Regions from separate parts of the Mus musculus genome. Here all the other regions are linked to region 1. Evidence: chromatin contacts called from ENCODE Hi-C or POLR2A ChIA-PET data. All regions are on one chromosome and are shown on one strand. The core of a region is the stretch at or near the end of the contact, and the rest is flanking DNA. Distances in the headings are between cores, read along the strand shown.

The links. Hi-C counts contacts between places; a loop is a spot of excess contacts on that map. ChIA-PET counts read pairs that join two places held with the same protein, here RNA polymerase II (POLR2A).
Region 2: POLR2A ChIA-PET joins it to region 1 with 54 read pairs in embryonic stem cell. The contact joins the promoter of Nfe2l3 here to the promoter of Hnrnpa2b1 in region 1. POLR2A ChIA-PET finds 5 or more read pairs at or near these places in 4 of 5 experiments (Patski and embryonic stem cell).
Region 3: a map of heart shows a loop between it and region 1 (1.9-fold over the local background). The contact joins the enhancer-like site here to the promoter of Hnrnpa2b1 in region 1. A Hi-C loop is called at or near these places in 3 of 37 maps with a recorded cell type or tissue (T-helper 1 cell, heart and left cerebral cortex). POLR2A ChIA-PET finds 5 or more read pairs at or near these places in 5 of 5 experiments (Patski and embryonic stem cell).

Annotation. Positions count from the first base shown.
Region 1 is chr6:51,468,313-51,471,699 of GRCm38, forward strand. It overlaps Hnrnpa2b1 (heterogeneous nuclear ribonucleoprotein A2/B1), which reads right to left and starts at 1,533. Exons shown (of 12, transcript NM_001374745.1): 1 at 1,359-1,533. The coding sequence starts at 1,364. Cbx3 (chromobox 3) reads left to right here and starts at 2,304. Exons shown (of 6, transcript NM_007624.4): 1 at 2,304-2,427.
Region 2 is chr6:51,431,197-51,434,583 of GRCm38, forward strand. It overlaps Nfe2l3 (nuclear factor, erythroid derived 2, like 3), which reads left to right and starts at 1,473. Exons shown (of 4, transcript NM_010903.2): 1 at 1,473-2,217. The coding sequence starts at 1,711.
Region 3 is chr6:51,507,839-51,511,225 of GRCm38, forward strand. No RefSeq gene overlaps it. Among named protein-coding and RNA genes, the nearest start is that of Snx10, 14 kb to the right of the region's middle. Within about 2 kb of position 1,618, at least 1 of the 3 ENCODE cell types and tissues checked has a DNase peak (open chromatin) inside an H3K27ac peak, as active enhancers do; it is heart, where a contact is called at or near this core.

The DNA.
Region 1 (3,387 bases), core at 283-2,782:
GTTTTTTCCAAACTTACCAGACGTCCACTATCGATTATAAACAAGGTTATTTTATTTATAAGTGTGCTTAGAGTCAAAGAAAATAACCAAGGAGACCCCTTTCAATTCGAAAGCTAATGCTTATCAGTGTAATGATGCATCATAATTTCAAACAAATAAAAAATAAAAAAACCGAATGACCACGCTCAAACACTGTGACCCCAAACTAAGTTTTTATATAGCCAGGACGTGGATTTTCGTCCACTGAACCAGGCTTTAAGCGAAGGCTAACTATGAAAAGTCAGCTATTTCACTTCCTTAAAGTGAACACCACGTGCTAAGGATCCGTTGACTTTACCAACAAATTCGAAGATTCCCTTAAAAATGCTTATAATTTGAATTATTTCGATCCGAGGATCCTTTAAGCAGATAAAAGTTCTGCAATAAAAGGAAAGTAACCCTGCACTCAACATAGCCTCCCTAGCTTCCTGATGAGCGCTCCCATTTTTTCCACTTTGACTTCCTCCTACTATACTAATGCTCAAGTGCTTTACTACAGCACCCGTAATCTTACGTATTATGAAAAATAAAACGGTCTCTTTGCAGCGACGCTGCCTTCAGCCACCCGCCCAGGCCTCGGTTGTACTACGTTCTCTCTGCCTGTTCCAGTAAAGCTCGTGGAGCGCCGCCACCCCGCCCCCACCCCGCGCCTCGGTGGCTTCAGAAAGCAATGGCGCCATTTCGTCGAGGGGAAGGCAGAGAGCCTTTAGCGAGGTGCGCAGGACGCTGAAGACCCAAGCTCAAAACGCTAAATCCACCTCGAAACGGTATGAAGACTTCCAAAAGAAAGGAAAATCGCTAAACACGTCTACGCAGTGGTGAAAAAAGAAAACCAAACTAGTAAACCTAAAGCGTTGAAAGCAAAATCGTGGCGAGGAAGGAGACGGGAAAATGGCGGCCGCCAAATCCGGTTCCCGGGAGAGGGGGGAGGGGAAGCTTCGCAGACTCGCTCCGGGAAGCCGGGGGGGCCCCAGAAACGTTCCGCCGCGAACACAACCGAGCCCCTAGGCCCGCGCACATCGAAAGGCCAGCGATGGCCCGCTCACGCGCTACTTTAGCGGTCCAGCCCGGTCGCGGCGGGCACTTCCCATCCCCCACCCCAACTGAGGGAAATGGCGCCGGGCGGCTGAGGGCGGGGAAGGCGGTCGGACAATCAGAGGCCTCCTCCAACGACCCCTCAGAAACTCGCCAAGGCCAACCGCCACTCGAGTGGCCGCATCCCCTCCGCCGGACCACGGAGGCGGGTGGCCGGTTTCCATTGCGGTGCCTACGGCCTCGCCATGCCATTTTTAATAACTCATTGATTTCAAACCCGTTACCTCCATCGCGGACTCAGTCGCTTCAGCCCGATTTCCCGCAGCCGAGCGAGATGAGAAAGACCTCCGCGGACGGACGCGCACGGGACTCGTCCTGGCGCTGTGGGGAGAGCAGGCGATGGCCAAGAAACTGGGCCGCAAAGGAGCTCCTGCACACGGGACCGGCGCCGCTGCTACTGCCGCTGGAGCCGAGACCGCCGCTTTTCTAGAACCTTCCCCCCACTAACGCGTCTCCGCTTACGTCACGCCGTTACGTAAACGCCCTAACCGCCGCCAATGGCGGGAAGGGCCTACACTCTCCTTACGCCAAGTACGTGACACTCCCCCTTTAGGTACAGCGGGACTGCTTTACATCACTTGCGCAACTGTGTTCCGTGAATTGCGGAAGGCTCGCGCTCGGCGTGTTACTACGTCCGGAACTAGGTCCGGCCCCCACCTCCGCGTAGGGAGCGGAGAAACGGTCGCGCAGTTTGAAATAACGCCGTCGGGAGGGGCTTAGGCCGGCGCTGGGGCGTGCGGCCCTCTCCACCCAAGCGTGCTCTCTGCAGCTACGCCTTTGCCAAGCCCGTCCGCACAAATATTCTCGAACCACACAAATATTTCTACACGTCCCAAAGGGGTTCTCACTCGGTCCCTCCCAGAAGGACTTTTAGTCCAAGTACCACCCCGGATGCCACAAGCCTTGGGATCCCGCGCCTAGTGAGAGGTGGTGCTTAAAGAACCCCGCTGTTTATCTCCCCGGCCTTCAAGATCCGGGCAAGGAGGTGGGTGGAGCCCCGCTTTGGCGCGCTCCGAGACGCAGAGAGGCCTCCGCGGTCCTTCCTGCCCGCCTTCCCCCCCCTCCCCCCAGCCAGGAGACCCCCTGGGCGCCACGCCGCGGACGGTGAGCATTGCGCGCGCCGCCCCCCGCAGGACGCGTTCCCGGCGGGCCCCGCGCGGCCAGGGCGTGGGCGGTGCTCCCCCTCCCCCCCGGCGGAGCTGCCCGCGCCCCCTCCCCTCGGATGTGGCTGAACCGAAGCGCGCAGGCGGGAGACTCTGCAGGATCCGCGGCCCTGAGCATCGGAGCGGTGAAGTTCGTGCCTTTGCTTTTTTTCGATCTTGCGTGTGGTGGGGTTTAGGATGCTCCGTGCGTCCGAGCTTGCGGGGAGGCTGCGAGCCCCGTGGGCCGCGGGCTGCGGGAAACCGGCTGGGGCCTCGCTGAGGCGGGCGCCGCGCCGGTGCGTGGGGGAGATGGGACAATTGTGCATGAGGGTGGGAGCCGGATGACAGCTACCGAGACTCCAGACAAAGCGCGGGCCTCCCCTCCCCCAGCCTCGTCGCAGGCCCGCAGGGAGAGAGCGGTTCAGGCTCTGCAGCTGCGAGGCCCGAGGCTCCGGGCTGCGGCGCGCTCCCGGCTACGTGGCCGCCGCCGGATGGGGGAGGCGCGGGCCCGTGGCGCAGTGCCCTTGAGCCCCCGCCGCCGCCTTTGTTTCTCCCCGCGGAGGCGCTGACCACGAGGCCCGCGCTCTCGGGTGGGGGACGGGCTCCCGACCGGGGAATGGAGCTGGGAAGGAGCCCTCCTCGGAGGGGAGCGTGAAGGAGGTCGACTCCTTCTATCCTTATCAGGACAGTACTTGGGAGCTTGAGGCTGGGGATTGCCAGGCGTTGAAGCCCAGACTGGACTATAGAGAGTGATTACCGCACCACCACCCCCGGAAAAAAAAAGCCAGAAAATAGGACTGGGACATCTTAATGTGTTCCTTTTTTTATACCGTGATTGAACAGGGAGGGCCTCTGAAAAAATAAGGATGGAATTATATGAGCTCCTTGGAGTATTCAGAAATCTAAAGAAAAAGATCTTATGGTAATTTGCTAACAAAAGATAGTCATTTCCTTTCATCCAAAATAAACACTAAAATTGTTAAAATTCTATATGGATTGGGAAAGTAACAATCCTCACCATGTAAAGTTGTCTGAGGTACCAGTGTTTTAGTAAGATTATTTTCACTAACATACTGAAATTATTAGTAACATACTAATAACACGGGAACTC
Region 2 (3,387 bases), core at 223-2,722, 37 kb before region 1:
CTCCTAAAAACAAAAATCTTTGCTTCTACTTTTGCTGGACAAGATTTGTCATACTAGATAGCCCCTGGGGAGAGAGAAAAGGAGGAAGGGAAAGAGGGAGGGAGGAAAGGAGAGAAGGAGGGAAGAAGAGAGAGGAATGGAAAGAGGGAGGGGAAAAGGGAGGGAGAGACCTCCAGGAAGAAAGAGAGGGAGGGAGGGAAAGAGAGAGAGAGGAAAGGAGAGAAGGAAGAAAGGAGAAAGGGAGGAAGGGAGAGAAGGAAGGGAAGGAGGAGAGAGGGAAGGAGGGAGGGAGGGAGAGGAAAGGAGGAAGAAGGGAGAGCATCTTACAAATTTTCTAAGTTGACAAACCCTAAGTGGGGCTAGGTTCCCCAGGGGGAACCAGGAGGGCTTGGTAAAATCTCCACTTGCAAAGCCCATGTTGGGTACTGTGTAGGTACAAAGGTGAGCCAAACAGGTTCCTGGCCCTCAAGAGTTTACAAGAGTCAAGTCATACTAACCCTCGGCCTCTGTAAACCACAAAGTAGAATAGGCCAAGTGCTGCAATGCTGGCAGCTGGGGAAAGCTCTGTGGGAGAACAGATGGGAGAGAGATTAATCCCATATGCTGAATATTCAGAGGATGGAGCTTTAGGGGGCTACCCCTTAGAAGATGAGGGGGCAACAACCCACAGATAATAGAGTACTTCCTGCCTGTGCTTGATGGTTTGCCCGAATCTCCGGAAAGACACATAAAGTGAAATTTTGCCTAAGTTCAACCTAGAAAGCAGTGTTGGGGCTGGTGGATTTGAACACACACAAGTCCTGTAGAGCTGGTATTCTCAGCCCTCAGGTATGAAGCAAAAATGCCATGAGAGAAGACTAACAATTTGCAAAGTATGTCTAGGGAATAGTGAAGACTCTGTAAAGGTGTAGATATGTGCATGTGTCTATATAATATTCTTTCACTGAAAAGGAGGCTTGGAATCTGTATCGATTCCTGACTTTCGTAGATTTCATCTGATCTCCCTGAATCCCTATTTGGGGTACTATTCTCCTTGTTTTGCCGACAAGGAAACAGAAACACTGATTATTAAGAAACCCTCGCTGTCTGGTGATGGGGGTGCAATCTGAATTTAGGGTCTACTCCTCTTACCCTCCGTGCTGGCCAGTAGTTGCCCACCTGTGACCACTTGTGCTTAGTGCTCAAAACTGGCTACTTTCTCCCTAGTTTAAACATCCTTGTCTCCTCCCAACTTCTCCAACTTTCCTCCACTCCCACCCATAGGTTTTTTCAGCTAGAGTGGTCCAGGTCACTACCACAGGGCTGCCAGGGGCATCTGGGAGCTTTAAATCTGCTTCCATTCCAAAATGCTTTGAAACTCCTCCTATAAAGAGGCCTGGAGCCCAGAACAGATATGAGTGTGTCCCAGGGGCTGTGCCTGCGGCTCGGGGCGGGGCGAAGTTTGAAGGGGGCGGGACTTAACTGTGGGCGTTGCCAGGCAATGGGGCGGGTTCTGAGAGCTGGGTGTTGCAGGTGTCTCCTCCGCCTCTCTGGGTCCCCGGCCGCGCCAGGCACTGTGTGGGCAGCCGAGGGAGCGCCTTTGTGCCTGGCTGGGGTGAGGCTGCAACGGCCCCTTGTACGCCCTGGTCCATTGTCTTTTCGGCTGGTGCCACAGGGGCGGCTGTAGTGCCAAGCCGGGTGGACACAGGCATCCCCGGCGCACCGTGGGAGATGAAGCTCCCGAAGCCTTGGTGGGCGGGCGGCGGCCTCCTGCAACTCACGATTCTGTTGAGCTTGGTAGGGCTCCGTGTGGACCTGGACCTCTTCCTGCCGCCGCCGGCCGCCGCACTTTGGGAAGAGCTGCTCCCACTCTGCCCCACCCGCCCCGCCTCGGCTTCTAACCCCTTCTCGGCTTCGGAAGGCTGGGAACGCACCCCCCTGCTACCTGCCAAAGGCCGGCTGCTGCACGAAGTGCGCGCGCTCGGGGTCCCCTTCATTCCCCGCACCCGCGTGGACGCGTGGCTAGTGCACAGCGTGGCGACTGGGAACGCAGACGGGGCCCACGGGCTGCTCGGCACCGCCGCCTCGTCGGCCGTGGGAGACGGCGGCCAGTCAGCATCCGCGGGCGGCGGGGACCCCCGAGCGGCTCATAGCAGCCCTCTGGCCGCTGAGGAAGAGGAGGAGAAGGCGGCCGAACCGACGGCGCAGGTGCCAGATGCAGGCGGATGCGGGAGCCAGGTAACCTAAAAAAACGCAAGCGAGAAGCACGTCTACGCCCTCCAGGGCAGAAAGAACTGGCCCCGAGCTCTAGGGTCCCGATGACTAGGCAGGGTCACACCCGGGCTCTCTTTTCTCCCTACTCTAGGTAGTTACAGGTTGCGGGACAAATGTGCCCCGCCTCCTTTTGAATGAAGAGGGTGAGTTCTGGGGATTTGCTTTTAGGGAAAGTGTATGAAATCCATTGCGTGCAGAGACCACCCTTCCTTGTGTTTGATGGCTGTGGAGGGTATTTTGGTAATGGGGAAGCTAGAGGGAATGGTGCTGTCTGGACGTGGCCTTTAATCGTACCCCGAATGCATTAAGATGCCTTGATGGGGAACCTGTACCGGAGTAGAGAATATGAAGGAGGCCTCAGCCCCTGAGAAGATGTGCATCTCTCTGAAGAACCACGCACCTAAGCCGAGACACGATCCTTGCCCTGAGTTTAAACGTTTGTGGATGTGTTGTTGTGCTCCTGGACTAAGTAGGCTCGGTGTTCAGTGCAGGTGGTCTCTCTGTGATCTACCATCCCACCCTTGCCTGAGAATACTCCCTAATGGGACGTGTGAAATCCATAATTGACATAAACATGACACGTAGTAAGTTCCCTTTGGTTGCCGGTGCTCCCCTGCAGCTGAACTTTTTGTTTCTAAACAGTTCTGCAAGATCTGTGGGCGAAAACCTCAGGAAAGACCTGGCAACTAAAGCGCTCCTGTCTCCCAGGGGGTGCGGGTGGGGGGGGGGGGGAACTGGCTCCCTTTTAGGCCCAGTGCTTGAGGTTAACTGATGTCAATCCACAAGTGTTTGTAGGAGGTTGTTTTTGTGAAAAGCAGTCTTGTGCAAAATGGGAATTGGAACTAAACTGGTTTGTTTGCGGCTGTTCAAAATCACCGTTTGTGTAGGCAGTTGTCTGACGGGCTCCTCCACCCTTTCTTGGAGGGGTCATTGCGAGAGGTGCTAGTGATTCATTGTTAGGCTGTTCTGATCCCTTCCTCCTCTCTGGGAAGGGAGCTAATAGGGTGGGGGTTAGTGCTAGCGGTGATAGGCCCCTGATGGTTTAGAACTAACAGGAAGCCACTCCCTCTTCCAGTCTATGGATCTGAACTCCCAAGAGGGAAGGGTGTCACCCGAGGAGAGGCATCTCTCATT
Region 3 (3,387 bases), core at 368-2,867, 40 kb after region 1:
GGTGAAGTGAGAAAGCAGTGCGGTCTTCTTCAAGGTCATACAGGCTCTGGCCCTGAGCAGGGTTCATGGCTAACCTGAAAGCCATGGTTTATTTGAAAATATTTTCACACAGAAAGAGGTGTCACATCCATTTTGGGTGGTCAGCTGGGAGCTGACAACTGTGCTGTGTTGTTTGGTCTTGGTTGCTGAGAGCTTTCAACCAGACTCCTTTCTCCCCTCCTCGGTTCCCTTAATTTCCTGTCTTTTTGCCCTGCCTCAGGATTATAGACATAAGCCCCACAGCTGGCTAAATTGATGGTTCTCCTGTCTGGTCGTCTACTGCAATTACCCAGAAGGCATATAAAACAGCAGAGTCTAGATCCTACTCCATACCCAGAGCAACAGGGACTGTTAGATCTCTTTAGGTGATTCAGTGAGATATTTTCTATTTATTTTTATTTTTATTTTTGAAACCAGTCTCACTGTACAGCCTTTAGAACTCACTATGTACCCCAGGCTAAGCTCAAACTCACAGAAATCAGCCTGCCTCTGAGTGCTGAGATTAAAGGCATGTGCCCGCCACCACACCCAATTTATATAGTGCAGGGGACAAAACCCTGACATCCTGCACGTGAGGCGAGCACTCCACCAACTGAGCTACATTTCCAGGCAAATACCCTTAAATGTTATCCTGCCTTAGTGGTTCACTGTGGCTAGCACTGAGTGTGGGGGCTAGTCCCAGCGCTTAAGTTAAATACAGCTTCACTCTCTCTACCTCCTAGCTATACTGAATATCCCAGAATGGGGGTTGTGGCGGAGCCACACCTATGCTGATTCTCCAGAGACTTTGAATGTTGCAGATCAGAGACAGATTATCCTGAGCAATCTTTGATCCCCCTTCATAGCTATGTATTGCCCTCATCTGTGTGCGACCTATGTGTCACTTGAAATGTGCTGTGGTGTATTAGATTGCTACTTTTCATCAATCACAAACCAAGAATAGCCACAGATAGCATCTCAAAACTATGGGAGAGACCCCCTTCCCTATACTCAGAGCTATGGGAGAGACTTTCTTTCCTATACTCAGAGCTATGGGAGGGACCCCCTTTCCTGTACTCAGAACTGTGGTAGGAATCCCCTTTCCTGTACTCAGAGCTATGGGAGAGACATCTTTTTATCATCTGCTTGCCTAATGTTCTCACCAATTTCGAGGAGCACATTACTTTATGGCTGCTTTGTTCTGCAAAAACCTATGAAACTGCTACCATGTCGGATATGTTTGACATTTGTGGACATCTGACTATTCTCAAGCCATGGCCACTCATCACTGCTTTCAGCATAAACTCACTGTTATTCCCGTTGATGAGAGCTGTGTTTTGCATCCACGGAAGGGACTGTGGAGTCTGAAGGAGTCTGGGCACTCCCTCGGGATACCATTTTCTTCCTAAGCAGATTCGAGTCTTTGTTGCTTTATTGAAAAACTGGATATGAGAATTAGTACAAAAAGATGGTTTATATTTACTGAGGAGACAAGAGCCCTCAGCTTCTTTCTACAACGCTTGCAGCGTGATTTCTAAAGATAAAAGGAGCGCAGGGAGTGCGCATGCTCAGCTGTGAGGTAAGTTACCAGCGGGGGTAAGCGGTTCCTCTGGGGGACAGCGCCACCTCTGGCGTGCTCCATTGCTCCATTGCATGAGATTCTTCTCGACTCCAGCATGGGGCTACATGACGCCAGCATGGGCCTTTCTGGATAAATTTTAATTCTTTCGGGTCCTTGTTAGAGAGCTTAAACTCCGAGGAGAAAAAAATTAGAAAGTGGAAAAAGGATCAACTGGTCAGATTTAAGCTTACCTCTGAAGCTGCTTCCTGGTGGCCTGGAAAAGAACCTTAGTGAGCTGGACCGTCTTACGTCAACTCCGTCACAGGCTGATGGCGTCTGAGAGGAGGGAGGCTCAACTGAGAACATGCCTCTATAACACCAGGTTGTAGGAAAGCCTGTAGGGCATTTTCTTAATTAGTGATTGATGGACAAGGCTCAGCCCATTCTGGGTAGGGTGGACTGGTGGTCCTGTGTCCTATAAGAAAGCAGGCTGAGCAAGCCATGGGGAGCAAATCAGTAAATAGCACTCTTCCACGGCCTCTGCACCATCTCCTACCTCCGGGTTGCTTCTTGACTTCCTTTGATCGCGAGCAGCGTTGTGGAAGCCTAAGACACACTCTTTCCTCCCCAAGCTGCTTTGCTTGTGATGTTTCATCAGAGTGATTGTAACCCTAAGACATTTAGCTTTAAGGGGACCTGCCGCTGGATTCCCATGGCTCTGTCCCTTGAGGGAAGCAGCCTGGACCATATTCTGCTCTTTCAAACTCCAGCTTCAGTGGATTGTTCTAGCTCGAACTCTTCTTATTCCTTAGCTTGAACTTTTCAGCCCTTGTAACTCTGAGCCAAAGGGGATGTCTCAGGACATTCTTCCAGAAGAGGGCGCTGTTCCACCCTTGCTGAAATCATTCTGAGAGCCGTCAGGTCTTAAACGTCCCAACACTGGCAGGAGCCAAGCTATTCCAGACATTTAATTAATTAATAGCTTTCAGGAGGCAGAGGCTAGTGGATCTCTGTGAGTTCCAGGACAGCCTGATCTACAAAGACCCTGTCTTAAAAACAAAACAAAACAAACAGAAAGGCATACAGTTGCCAGAAAATTGTGTTTGGTAGAAAACAACCAACCAACCCAACCAACCAACCATCCCAAAACCCTCCTCAATCCACCACCACCAAAACTTTCTTTACTCCTTCCACCCTCTCTCCTCTCCCTCTCTCCCTCCTCGTCCTCCTCCTCCTCCTTCTTCTCCTTTCTCTCTCTCTCTCTCTCTCTCTCTCTCTCTCTCTCAAACCCTGTCTCAGAAAACCAAAGGAAAAACCACTAACAACAAAACATAATTAATTAATTGTGTATGTATGTGCATGTGTGCATGCACTCCATGGTGTACATCCTGGAAATTGGTTCTCTTCTTCTACTAAGAGAGTTCAAAGGGTTGAATGCAGGTCATCTGGTTTGGTGGCAAGTACCTTTAACCGCTGGGCCAGCTTGCTGACTCACCAGGATGCTGTGGATATGCCAGGGAAGAACCTCTATCTGAGTGTAGAGTGGGGCTCTTGTAATATAATTTGCCCTGGCTGAGCACTGCCCAGCCTTCTCAACCCTCTCTGGAAGGACTGTGTTGGGACACTTCATTGTCTGGTCCACCAGGGCCTGAACACCTGTGGTCTTGGAATGGGCTTTTGGGCTTTAACAAAAAGTCTATTTTTAGGGAGGCAAGAAGTGACAAAGCTGAAACAATGGGTAACTTAGAGATAAGGATCAAGACTATTGTTGGAAACCCCATGATTCCTTAGCAAGATTTCTTGGGCCT